Linked DNA regions of Homo sapiens: region 1 is linked to region 2. Evidence: read pairs that join two places in POLR2A ChIA-PET (ENCODE). Cell type or tissue: MCF 10A. All regions are shown on one strand. Links, peaks and the distances in the headings refer to the core of each region. The heading gives the core; the rest is flanking DNA. Region 1 overlaps SRGAP1 (SLIT-ROBO Rho GTPase activating protein 1). Region 2 has its middle 51 kb from the start of KICS2.

The links. ChIA-PET counts read pairs that join two places held together with the same protein. Peaks named below come from ENCODE experiments on the same cell type or tissue, not always from the same donor. Only the 100,000 strongest peaks of a DNase experiment are listed, where the experiment ranks them.
Region 1: POLR2A ChIA-PET joins it to region 2 with 6 read pairs; 6 of 35 experiments call an interaction of 5 or more read pairs at or near these places.

What each region holds. Positions count from the first base shown.
Region 1 is chr12:63,862,219-63,867,599 of GRCh38, forward strand. All of the region lies in intron 1 of SRGAP1 (SLIT-ROBO Rho GTPase activating protein 1), which reads left to right. Among named protein-coding and RNA genes, the nearest start is that of SRGAP1, 20 kb to the left of the region's middle. In MCF 10A, for the core only: no CTCF peak of the experiment used is centred there; a DNase peak (open chromatin) is centred at 173.
Region 2 is chr12:64,168,745-64,174,125 of GRCh38, forward strand. No RefSeq gene overlaps it. Among named protein-coding and RNA genes, the nearest start is that of KICS2, 51 kb to the right of the region's middle. In MCF 10A, for the core only: no CTCF peak of the experiment used is centred there; DNase peaks (open chromatin) are centred at 1,427 and 3,197.

The DNA of each region.
Region 1 (5,381 bases), core at 141-5,140, 310 kb before region 2:
GAGATGCAGCAAAGGTAGTAGTTTAAGGAAAATTATCCCTTGTGATTCTTTCCTACTCCAAGGCTGGCTGTGGAGACCTATGACACTAGGCCCTGCGGGGGAGGTGCCACCCTGCAGGCTTTTTGGTGTCACAGCCAACTTGGCACAAGACGAGCATTTACAAACATTCCAGCAGTTCTTAAAGCATTAGATGTCACAGTTACTGGACTGTCATTTCTGACTCCCTTCTCAGTTGGTCTGTGGAAGACATGGACTTTTGCCCTTGACTTTTATTATTCTGAAGGTGCGGCTTATGCAAACAGCTCCTTCTCACAGACCTCCAGCAACTAAGATAGAACAAAGGTGTCTGCTTATCTTAAGTCAGACCTTTTTCACTTCTGAAGATATCCAGATTTTAGTCTGGCTGTGAAATTAGCATGTTTTCACCAGTGGAATTCAGCTTTGGAACAGTATTTACCAAGGAGAAGGAGCAGGAAGACATCCGTTTGCTCATCTTGTTTTACATATGTAATGGCGCTGTGTATTTCTTTTGATGTCTTCTCAATGCCGTTCACAAAGTTTTCTTTGAAAGTGATGGCTTTATCCTTCTGCTCATATTGATTACCACAGTTCAAGTACCATTTAGTTGAATTATAATCCTCAAGCACCAGGGGAGATTCCAGAACTCAGTGAATGAGAGATTTGATCATTGCTGCAGGACTGAGTTCTGCCCATTCCCTGTTCTTAGAGGAGAGGTAGGGAAAAAGAGCACCTTTTTAGAAACTTGCACTAGAAAAGGCGAGGAATGTTTTCTTTGGCTGACCCCAGGGCTTGATTAATTTGCTCACCATTTCTTTGGCTGTGACAAGTTTTCACTTTTATTTACTTCATGACAGACAGTGGAGACATTGCTTGATAATGATGCGGCACAGAAAGCTGGTAGGTTTTGAGATTTAGAAAAGAAAATTTGTTAGTTTTTGTGTCTCTTAGAGAAGAGTTTTCTGAGTACAGTATTACAAAAAAGGAATGAATGCCTTTTCAAATGGTTGCTCTTTTCAAAAGGTTGCTCTTTTTTTTTCTTTTTTTTTTTTTTGAGACAGTGTCTTACCTTATCGCCCAGGCTGGAGTGCAGTGGCATGATCTGGGTTCACTGCAACCTCTGCCTCCTGGGTTCAAGCAATTTTCATACCTCAGCCTCCCAAGTAGCTCGGATGACAGGCATGTGCTGCCATGCCTGCCTAATTTTGTGTCTTTAGTAGAGATGGGGTTTCACCATGTTGGCCAGGCTGGTCTCGAACTCCTGGCCTTAAGTGATCTGCCTGCCTTGGCCTCTCAAAGTGCTGGGATTATAGGCGTGAGCCACCGCGCCCAGCCACAGTTGCTCCATTTTTAATTGAACTTCTGTTGCACTTGTATTGACAGTGTTTATGGGAACTCTCAAATGTGTCACCAAAAATCTATATTTGAAAGATTTCCAGACTATTGTTCTAGAGCTAAGTTTTAATTATACACATCTATCTGTATTGTTAAAATAAAAACTTTAAACAAATTAAATTTAACAGAGTTTAATTGAGCAAAGAACAATTTGTGAATTGGGCTGCCTCCCAAGCCAGAGTAATAAGCTCAGAGAGACTCCAGTGCAGCCACATGGTGGAAGATTTATGGACAGAAAAGGGAAAGTGATGTATAGAAAATGGAAGCGAGGTACAGAAACAGGTGGATTGGTTACAGCTCAGCATTTGCCTTATTTGAATACGGTTTGAACCCCCAGCCACCTTTAATTGGCCAAAATTTGGTCACTGGCACAAGAGGAGGTTTTAGTCTGTTTATATTTCCACTAAGGTTTCAGTTTACTATGTCCAGAGAAACCTTTAGGCTAAACTTAAAATATATGAGGAGGCAGCTTTAGGTTAAACTTAATTTAATAGTATTCTCCACATACCTAATCTATGAATAAGCATCTTCTTTGAAGACGGGAACTGTACTTCAGGTTCTTTTCTGTTTAGCATTTAATTCCAAGATTTCCTCCAGCAATCTTGGAATTACGTTGTGAAATAATGTACAGAAAGCCTTGTGCACTGTGAAACAGAATAAAAATTACTTTTATTATCATTGTGGTTATTCATCTTTTGGGTATTTCACAGTCTCATAATACCACGTCCCATTTTCAGATACCATATAACACTCTGAAATAAGCACACTCATGTAGATTAGTATACATCTCATGTAACCTAGTAGTTTATAGCATGGCCTCAGGAGTCAAACTGCTAGGGTCTAAATCTCCCAGCTCAGCTACTTTCTGGCAGTTTAACTATGGGCAAATTACTTAATCTCATTCTGCCTTACTTTCCTTGCCATTAAAATAGTGATAATGATAGTACCCATTTCAGAGCATTGCTGAGACAAGTAGAGTGTTGAACTGTCTGTCACATAGAATGCTCAAAATATGTGAAAGTATTACCACTTTTATGAACTCTGGCCCTGAAAGCAATAATAATAAATGTTAGGTTGCAAAAGACTTAGTAGCCAAGAGGAGCCTAAGGAGTACATGGGGACTAAACATAATATGCTGTATAGATAGGATCCTGCGACAGGAAAAGAACATTAGGTAAAAACAAAGGAAATCCAAATAAAGGATGAACTTTAGTGAATTAGGAAAAATTGTTAGCCTGGGAAAATAAAACATCTGTGAAAAAAAAATTCCACTCATATAACTATATGGTTATATAAAAAAATAAACTTGTTGGCTAAAATAGAGATTGATAAGGCAGAAAATGGAAGTTCTCCCCTTTCCAAAGATAACTACTCTTAATGGTTCAGAGTATTACATTGGTGCAAAAGTGCAATTACTTTTGCACCATGAATTTTAAATCATTATTACTAGGCTGAAACACATTTTTATTAATCAAAATAGGAAGCATTATAACCAACACATTTTTGCCAATGAAAAATAAGTTTTTCTGAGTAAAAATCCGTAGGCAGGGCACGGTGGCTCACTCCTGTAATCCTAGCACTTTGGGAGGCTGAGGCGGGCAGATCACAGGGCAGATCACGTGAGGTCAGGAGTTCGAGACCAGCCCAGCCAACATGGCGAAACCCCGTCTCTACTAAAAATACAAAAATTAGCTGGGCATGGTGGTGGGTGCCTATAATCTTAGTTACTTGGGAGACTGAGGCAGGAGAATCGCTTGAACCCAGGAGGTGGAGGTTGCGGTGAGCCGAGATCCTGCCACTGTACTCCAGCCTGGGCGATAGAGCGAGATTCAGTCCCCACCCGCCGCTGCCAAAAAAAAAATCTGTGCTTTGTGATTCAACAAATTCTTGAAAAGCATTTTCTGCATCCTGCTGGTTGTGGAAGTGTTTTCCCTGCAAAAAGTCATTGAGATACTTGAAGAAGTGGCAGTCTGTTGGCGAGAGGTCAGGTGAATATGGTGGATGAAGCAAAACTTTGTAACCCAATTCCTTCAACTTTTGAAGCGTTGGTCGAGTGAAGTTCATTTGGCTATTGTCATGGAGAAGAATTGGGCCTTTCCTATTGACCAGTGCCGGCTGCAGGTGTTGCAGTTTTCGGTGCATCTCATCCATTTGCTGAGCATACTTCTCAGATGTAATGGGTTTGCTGGGATTCAGAAAGCTGTAGTGGATCAGACAAGCAGCAGATCACCACACAATGACCATGACCTTTTTTTGGTGCAAGTTTGGTTTTGGGAAGTGCTTTGGAGCTTCTCTCAGTCCAACCACTCAGCTCATCGTTGTCGGTTGTGGTATAAAATCCACTTTTCGTTGCATGTCAACATCCGATGGAGAAATAGTTTGTTGTTATTTTGCAGAGTAAGAGAAGACAACACTTCAAAATGACGTTTTTTTTATTTTTGCTCAGCTCATGAGGCACCCACTTATCAAGGCTTTTTAGCTTTCCAATATGCTTCAAATGCTGAATGACCATAGAATCGTCGATGTTGTTCTTCGACAACTTTTTGTGTAGTTGTAAGAGGATCAGCTTCGATGATTGCTCTCAACTGGTCATTGTCAACTTCCAGTGGCCAGCCACTATGCTTCTTATCTTCAAGGCTCTCATCTCCTTTGCAAAACTTCTTGAAACCACCACTGCACTGTATGTTCATAAGCAGTCCCTGGGCCAAATGTGTTGTTGATATTGTGAGTTGTCTCCACTGCTTTATGACCCATTTTTAACTTGAATATCACTCGAATCTGCTTTTTGTCTAACATCATTTCCATTGTCTAAAATAAATATAAAATAAAAAGCAAGTAATAAGTCATTAGCAAGAAAACATAAAGTGAGAAATATGCATTAAAATGATGTATAACATAACCACATTTATGTAAGAATGTGTATTCCAATATCAGACAGCAAATTTCAACAATGCAAAAACCATGATTACACTTGTACCAGTTGAATACATCCTTCCAATGGCAAAATTTGTATTTATTTATATTTATAATAGTTAATCTATTTATTTACTTATTGAACAAATGGGATCGTTTGTAGAATAGTTAATATAGACTTTTTTTTTTCTTTTTTTTTTTGCTCAACAATGTGTCATCTATACCAGTGCTACTCAAGCATAGTTCATAGACCAGTGCTGGTCAGCAATGCATTTGTTACCAGTCTCTGGGGAGATAAGGGAGGAGATAAGGTAAATCATAACATTTCTTTTTTTTTTTTTTGAGACAGGCTCTCACTCTGTCACCCAGGCTAGAGTGCAGTGGCACGCTCATGGCTCACTGCAGCCTCAATCTCCTGGACTCAACTGATCCTCCCACCTCAGCCTTCTGAGTAGCTGGGACTACAGGCGTTCATCACTATTCCCAGCTAATTTTTTTATTTCGCCGTGTTGCCCACGGTGGTCTCGAACTCCTGGACTTAAGTGATCCTCTTACCTTGGCCTTCCAAAGTTCTGGGATTACAAGTGTGAGCCACCACTCCTGGCCTTGGCACTGCTTTCTTTATTCAGAAAATCTTGCTACGAAACTAAACAGTGGTTAGTGATGTGAAGCTTTAGATTCTGGCCTAAGCCTCTTATCTCATTGTGGATCTGAAATGAACAGTTTGCTGACCTTCATCTGAGTAGTGCTGGTCTGCACCATGCCATATAAACATATAAAGAGCTGTGTTATCTCTTTAGGAGTTATTGATATTACTTGTTTTTCTTTTTGATTTAGAAACAAGATTGTCTTTCAAATGGAATAGTGGTGGCATTTACCAATAGCCACCTCTGTACTTTTATCTGCATCAGTTTCAGTGATTGAACTTCATTTAAAGAGTCAACACAGTATAGAGGTTGAGACCTTGGATAAAGCCAATTCAAATTATGGCTACTCTGGAACCTCAATTTTTTAATCTGAAAAATTGATATGATGAATCAATCTTATAAGATGAA
Region 2 (5,381 bases), core at 75-5,074:
AAAAAAGAAATGAGGAAAATTTGTTTAGCATGGTGTGAAACAAGATACATAATAATATTCACTGAATAAAGAAAATACTCAACCAAAACAAAACAAATAAATAAAATGGTCATCCATAACAGCTCATAAATCTCCACTTGGAAAAAGAAAAGTTACAATATATCTTGTTTAGAATGGGAGTGTATTGATGAAGAAAAAATAGTAAGCCTCATTGCCAGAGAACCAAATGCCTCCAATGATGTAAATAGGGAAGAAGGGGTTCCAATATATCTGCTTATGTACCCCTCAAAATAACTTATGGAAACTGGGGATAACTTACATTGAATAGAGGAAATTTCAAAATAAGAATCCATGGCCAGGCATGGTGGCTCATGCCTGTAATCCCGACACTTTGGGAGGCCAAGGCGGGGAGATCACTTGAAGTCAAGAGTTCCAGACCAGCCTGGGCAACATGGCAAAACCCCATCTCTACCAAAAATATAAAAAATTAGCTGGGCATGGCAGTGCACACCTGTGGTCCCAGCTACTCAGGAGGAGCTACTTCAGTGGGAGGATCGTTTGACTTGAGCCTGGGAGGCAGAGGTCACAGTGAGCCGAGACTGTGCCACTGCACTCCAGACTGAGCAATAGAGTAAGACCCCGTCTGAAAATAAAAATAAGAAGAATTCATATTAGGTCATATGCAGATCATGGTTTTAAAAGTCTACTAGAATTGAGAAATATTCTTAGAATGAAGATAACTGAGTCTTGGCAATGCAAGATGAGCAGAAAAAATTCTGTAAAATAATTACCAGGAAGTTCTAGACCTGGAAATATATTGGTCACAGTGAAGACAGGAGATAGCAGTGGTGCGATCTCAGCTCACTGCAGCCTCTGCCCCTGGGTTCAAGCGATTCTCCTGCCTCAGCCTCCCGAGTAGCTGGGATTACAGGTGCGCACCACCACGCCTGGCTAATGTTTGTATTTTTAGTAGAGACGAGGTTTCGCCATACTGGCCAGGCTAGTCTCAAACTCCTGACCTCAGGTGATCCACCCACCTCAGCCTCCCAAAGTGCTGGCATTACAGGCATGAGCCACTGTGCCCGGCCGCACCATCCTTATTACACTCTAGAGTTACACTGCCTGCGCTCCAACCTCTAACTGCTAGTCACAGTAAAATTTCCAAAAGTCCATCTATTCCCTCTTAGGCTCTCATTCCTCCCATATTATGGGCCTTGAGGTTCCTTCTTGCTTCGAAGTGCTTCAGGGGATGCAGTAGTTGTCTCCTTGGTCCTGTACTGATATGCTGAATATGGCAAAGAAGCACCAACAGTTGAGTAGTTGCTGGCCTTTTTGAGAGCTGTGTCCAAAGCACAGTACTGGACAACATCCCTGCCTGCAGGGTAAACACAGCAGCAGCTTCCTCCGAAGCAGCGAATCTAAAATTGCCAACGCTAACACAAAGAATCAGAGGAACATGTTGGCACATGACTGAGAGGCTCAAACAATTACACAGAAGGAGTAAATAAGCATTTCAGTAAAACAGATGCTACAGGCAACATATCACATAATTGTGCCTAGTAGGTGAAGGAAGTACTTTTCTCCTTAGCATATCTTTGGTGGTAATTATTTGTCAGTTTGCCCAACTGGTGGAACAAATGAGATCATTTTCTCATTTACAGCTATTCTAGAAAAAGCAATAGAGAGAGTTGACTTAAAATGTAATGTTATTTTAAACTATGCAAGATATATTAACTTGTTAATACATGTAAATTTTCTACTTGTCCCTTTGTCATTATATCATGGATATAGGAAACAAAAGGAAGAATTATGTATGCATGGATATAGGAAACAAAAGGAAGAAACAAAAGGAAGAATTATGAAGAATTATGAGTCAGGATAAGCACTCCCATGAACTAGAAAGTCCCTGAGTTAAAGAGTTAAGGAATTTGGTATCCTTCTTTCTGAGTTAAGGAATCTGGTATCCAGAGAATAAATGATAAAAATATCAATGTTACATTTCTGCATGCAGCTGGAAGCAAGACAGGCTTCATAACGGTTCTAGACTTCCACTGTTTACGGTTTACATGGGCATCCTTTTCCTTTCCTCTTCTTTTTTTAAATGTACATGCTATGGATCTATATTGTGACTTAGCTCTTAGCACCTCACAAAAGTCTGCTTGTTTTAGCCCCATGAGCATCTACAGCTTTCTCAGCTCTTTGCTGGGAAGAGGCTTTTAGGGTGGATGTTTATACTACACTTAAGAAAGAATTCCTTCTGCTCTGATGAGCAGGAAAGACAGTTAAAGACAAAAATAAGTCAATAATCTTTAAAAAGGGGAACACATCATCTCACTTCTTCACGCAAACCCCCCATGACACTGAACCCTTAAATGCAGATAAGCCTAAAACTATATATAACCCTGGACTTAGCAGTTTTATATGCTAATGCATTTCCGTTTTCTTTAACTCAAGGTAGTTTGAGTTGTCACTAGCAACAGTTTAGATTAATACAGACACCAAATTATTAACAGTAATTATCTTCTAGTAGTGAAATTACAGGTGACTATTTTTCCTTTCCGTTTTGTTTGCTTTTTAGTATTGATAATAAATTTACTAATTTTTCAATAAAAGAAAAACTAAGGCATTATTTTAATGTATGGAGGAGAGAGATGGAACTTCACTGGGGATGGAGAGCTGATGGACACCCAATCAACCTAAGAAAAGGATGCTTCTTGGCTATCTCCACTCCCTACTCCACTTCCAGGGTTCTCTCGAACTCCATTCCCCACCCCCAATCCCAACACTCAGGTTTCTTGCATAATCCAATTTTTTAAATCCAGAGATAGGGGAACAGCATTAATAATTTCTGAAAGTCTCTGCCAAGTCTGTGATTTTCAGAATGACCCCTATTCCTGCTTGGGTCATAATTTAACTCTAATTAAATCTAAGGTTGGTGCTGTATTTTTCTGTGCAAGAGAAAAGCACAGAATATGAGAAATTCTTTTTTCTTTCCAGTAAACACTTTCATACTTAAAGAAAAAGAGAACAACTATTGATGGGACTTTGGACACGGACAGCTAGAAATTCCATTGAAGTTAGTTTGAACTTGTTGAGCATGTTTCATTTGCAAAGAACAAAAAAAAAATGGGCATAATTTGCTGCTGGAAAGAGTTGGTCACCTACCTCCTCATTCAAGCTCCTCATTCAAGGAAGTGACACTATTACCATGAGGAGTCATGGAATGTATCTGGGGACTGACTCATCTGGGGCTCCCTAAGACAGGCTCTGGGTCTCTCTGGAAATTTGGATAACAATTTGGGACCTGTGGCCATCTCAAGGTTCTTGTCTGTGACCAGTAAGTCTGGGCAGAGGACAAAGAGTATCAGCATTCATTTTGGCAAGCAAAATAAACTGACTCTGGATAATTTATGCAAAAGCTGAATTTATTTAAAGCTATTTTAGTAGTTCAGAGAACCTGCAGGAAGACCAGAAAATTAGGCTTGAGGGTCTCCTAGCTAGGAACTCACTCAGGGTTATGCCACAGAAATGATTAGAAGACATCACTGCCTCTGTCACTGTCCCTGGACTCAGACCCAGCAGCCAGTATCTACCACCCCCAACACTACCTCTAGGCAGGCAGACAGGCAGGCAGGGAGGGAGGGAGGGAGGAAGGAAGGAAGGAAGGAAGGGAGGGAGGGAGGGAGGGAGGGAGGGAGGGAGGAAGGAAAAGAGGAGGGAGGAGGGAGGAAGGAAAAAATGGGACGAAGGGAGGAGGGAAAGAATGAAGGGAGAAAGGAAAAAAGGAGGACTGAAGGAAGAAGGGAGGAGGGAGAGAGGAAAGGAGGGAGGGAGGAAAGAAAAAGATTGCCTAACTATAACAGCAAGCCAGTTGGTGGTAGTACCTTCATGCCCTTTCTTCCCTGCAGGGGACATTGCTGGACACCTTTCTGATGGATTATTTCTTATAGGTTGGTTGGGAGCCCTGAACACACTGAGTCTGCCCCAAGCAAGATGAGCAGTTCTCACCTTATGGCCACCTCTTCACTTCCTGCTGGGGCCTTCCAGCATGGCTCATAGAGTGATCACTGGCTTCACTTCCTTTGGCTGAAGCTCATCTGCCATATCTTCTTTGAAAGCAAAGAAGCTATTTTAATAAAGCCCAAGGAGGTTAGCAAGAAATTATTTCTGCTCTGGAATATGGGCTCTGTTGTCACATCATCTAAGAGAACCTACAAATCTAGACTTTTGTGTAAATTTGAAAATTATTCCAGTCTTGCATCTTAATCTTCAGTTTGTAATCCTTAAGGGAACTCAAATCTTAGTCCAAGAAGAGGCCTTTAAAAAAAAGGGCATTTCTGCCCCCCACCCCCACCCCATCTGCTCTTCTTGCCTCGTTTAATAACACCTTACTTCTCACAAACCCCTTCTGATGTTGTCCATCTCACTAGGCCAAGGAAACCCAGCTATGCTCCCAGGAACATCAAGAGATTGCTTCCTTACCACCCCCTGACCCCTTACCTACTCCTGTGCCCCAACACTGCAGAGAATGGTGAAGTATTTCTGTCTGATTTCATGAAGCTTGTCACCATTTCTTTCAGATCCCAGCCAGGGAGTTGCTGGAAACAATCAACAATGAAAATAATATGGTGTTGCAGTCTGCTATGGGCTGAAGTGTGTCCCCTTAAAATATATGTTGAAACCCTAACTCCCAGCACTCAGGATGTGACTGTATTTGGAGACAGGGCCTTTGAAGAGGCGATTAGGTTAAAATGATGCTGTTAAGGTGGGCCCTAATCCAATCTGACTGGTGTTCTTTTAAGAAGAGGAAATTTGGACAAACATAAGAGACACCAGGGATATGTGCACACAGAGGAAAGGGCACATGAGGACTCAGGGTAAAGGTCACCATCTACAAGCCCAGGAGAGAGGCCTCAGGAGAAACCAGATCTGCTGACACTCCCATCTGGAACTCCAAGGCTCCAGAACTGAGATAAGATACATTTCGGCTGTCTAAGTCACCTGGCCTGTGGTAATTTGTTATAGCTCCAGCAGGCCAATCCACAGGCACCGGAGGGAGGCAATAGGCAGTAAAAAGGGGGAGGATCTCAGACAAAAGCCCAGCCTCCTCCTTATGCAGGATTGGAACCCTCAGGTCACAGAGCCTGAGTTCGGATACAGGGGGTGTTCGACCCAGCAAGGTCTACTGAGCCTCCCGCAGGATTTCATGTAAAGTAGTGTATCTATAATAATGAGGGGTTACAGATTATAGGAAAGGCTCTTAGAGGTTCCTTCTAAATCCCCAAGGGATTTTCCTTCATTACAGAATGTGAGAATTACTGTCACAAATATCCTGTAAAAATTCTATAGCAGCAAACTCGCAGTATAAAAATATACCAAAA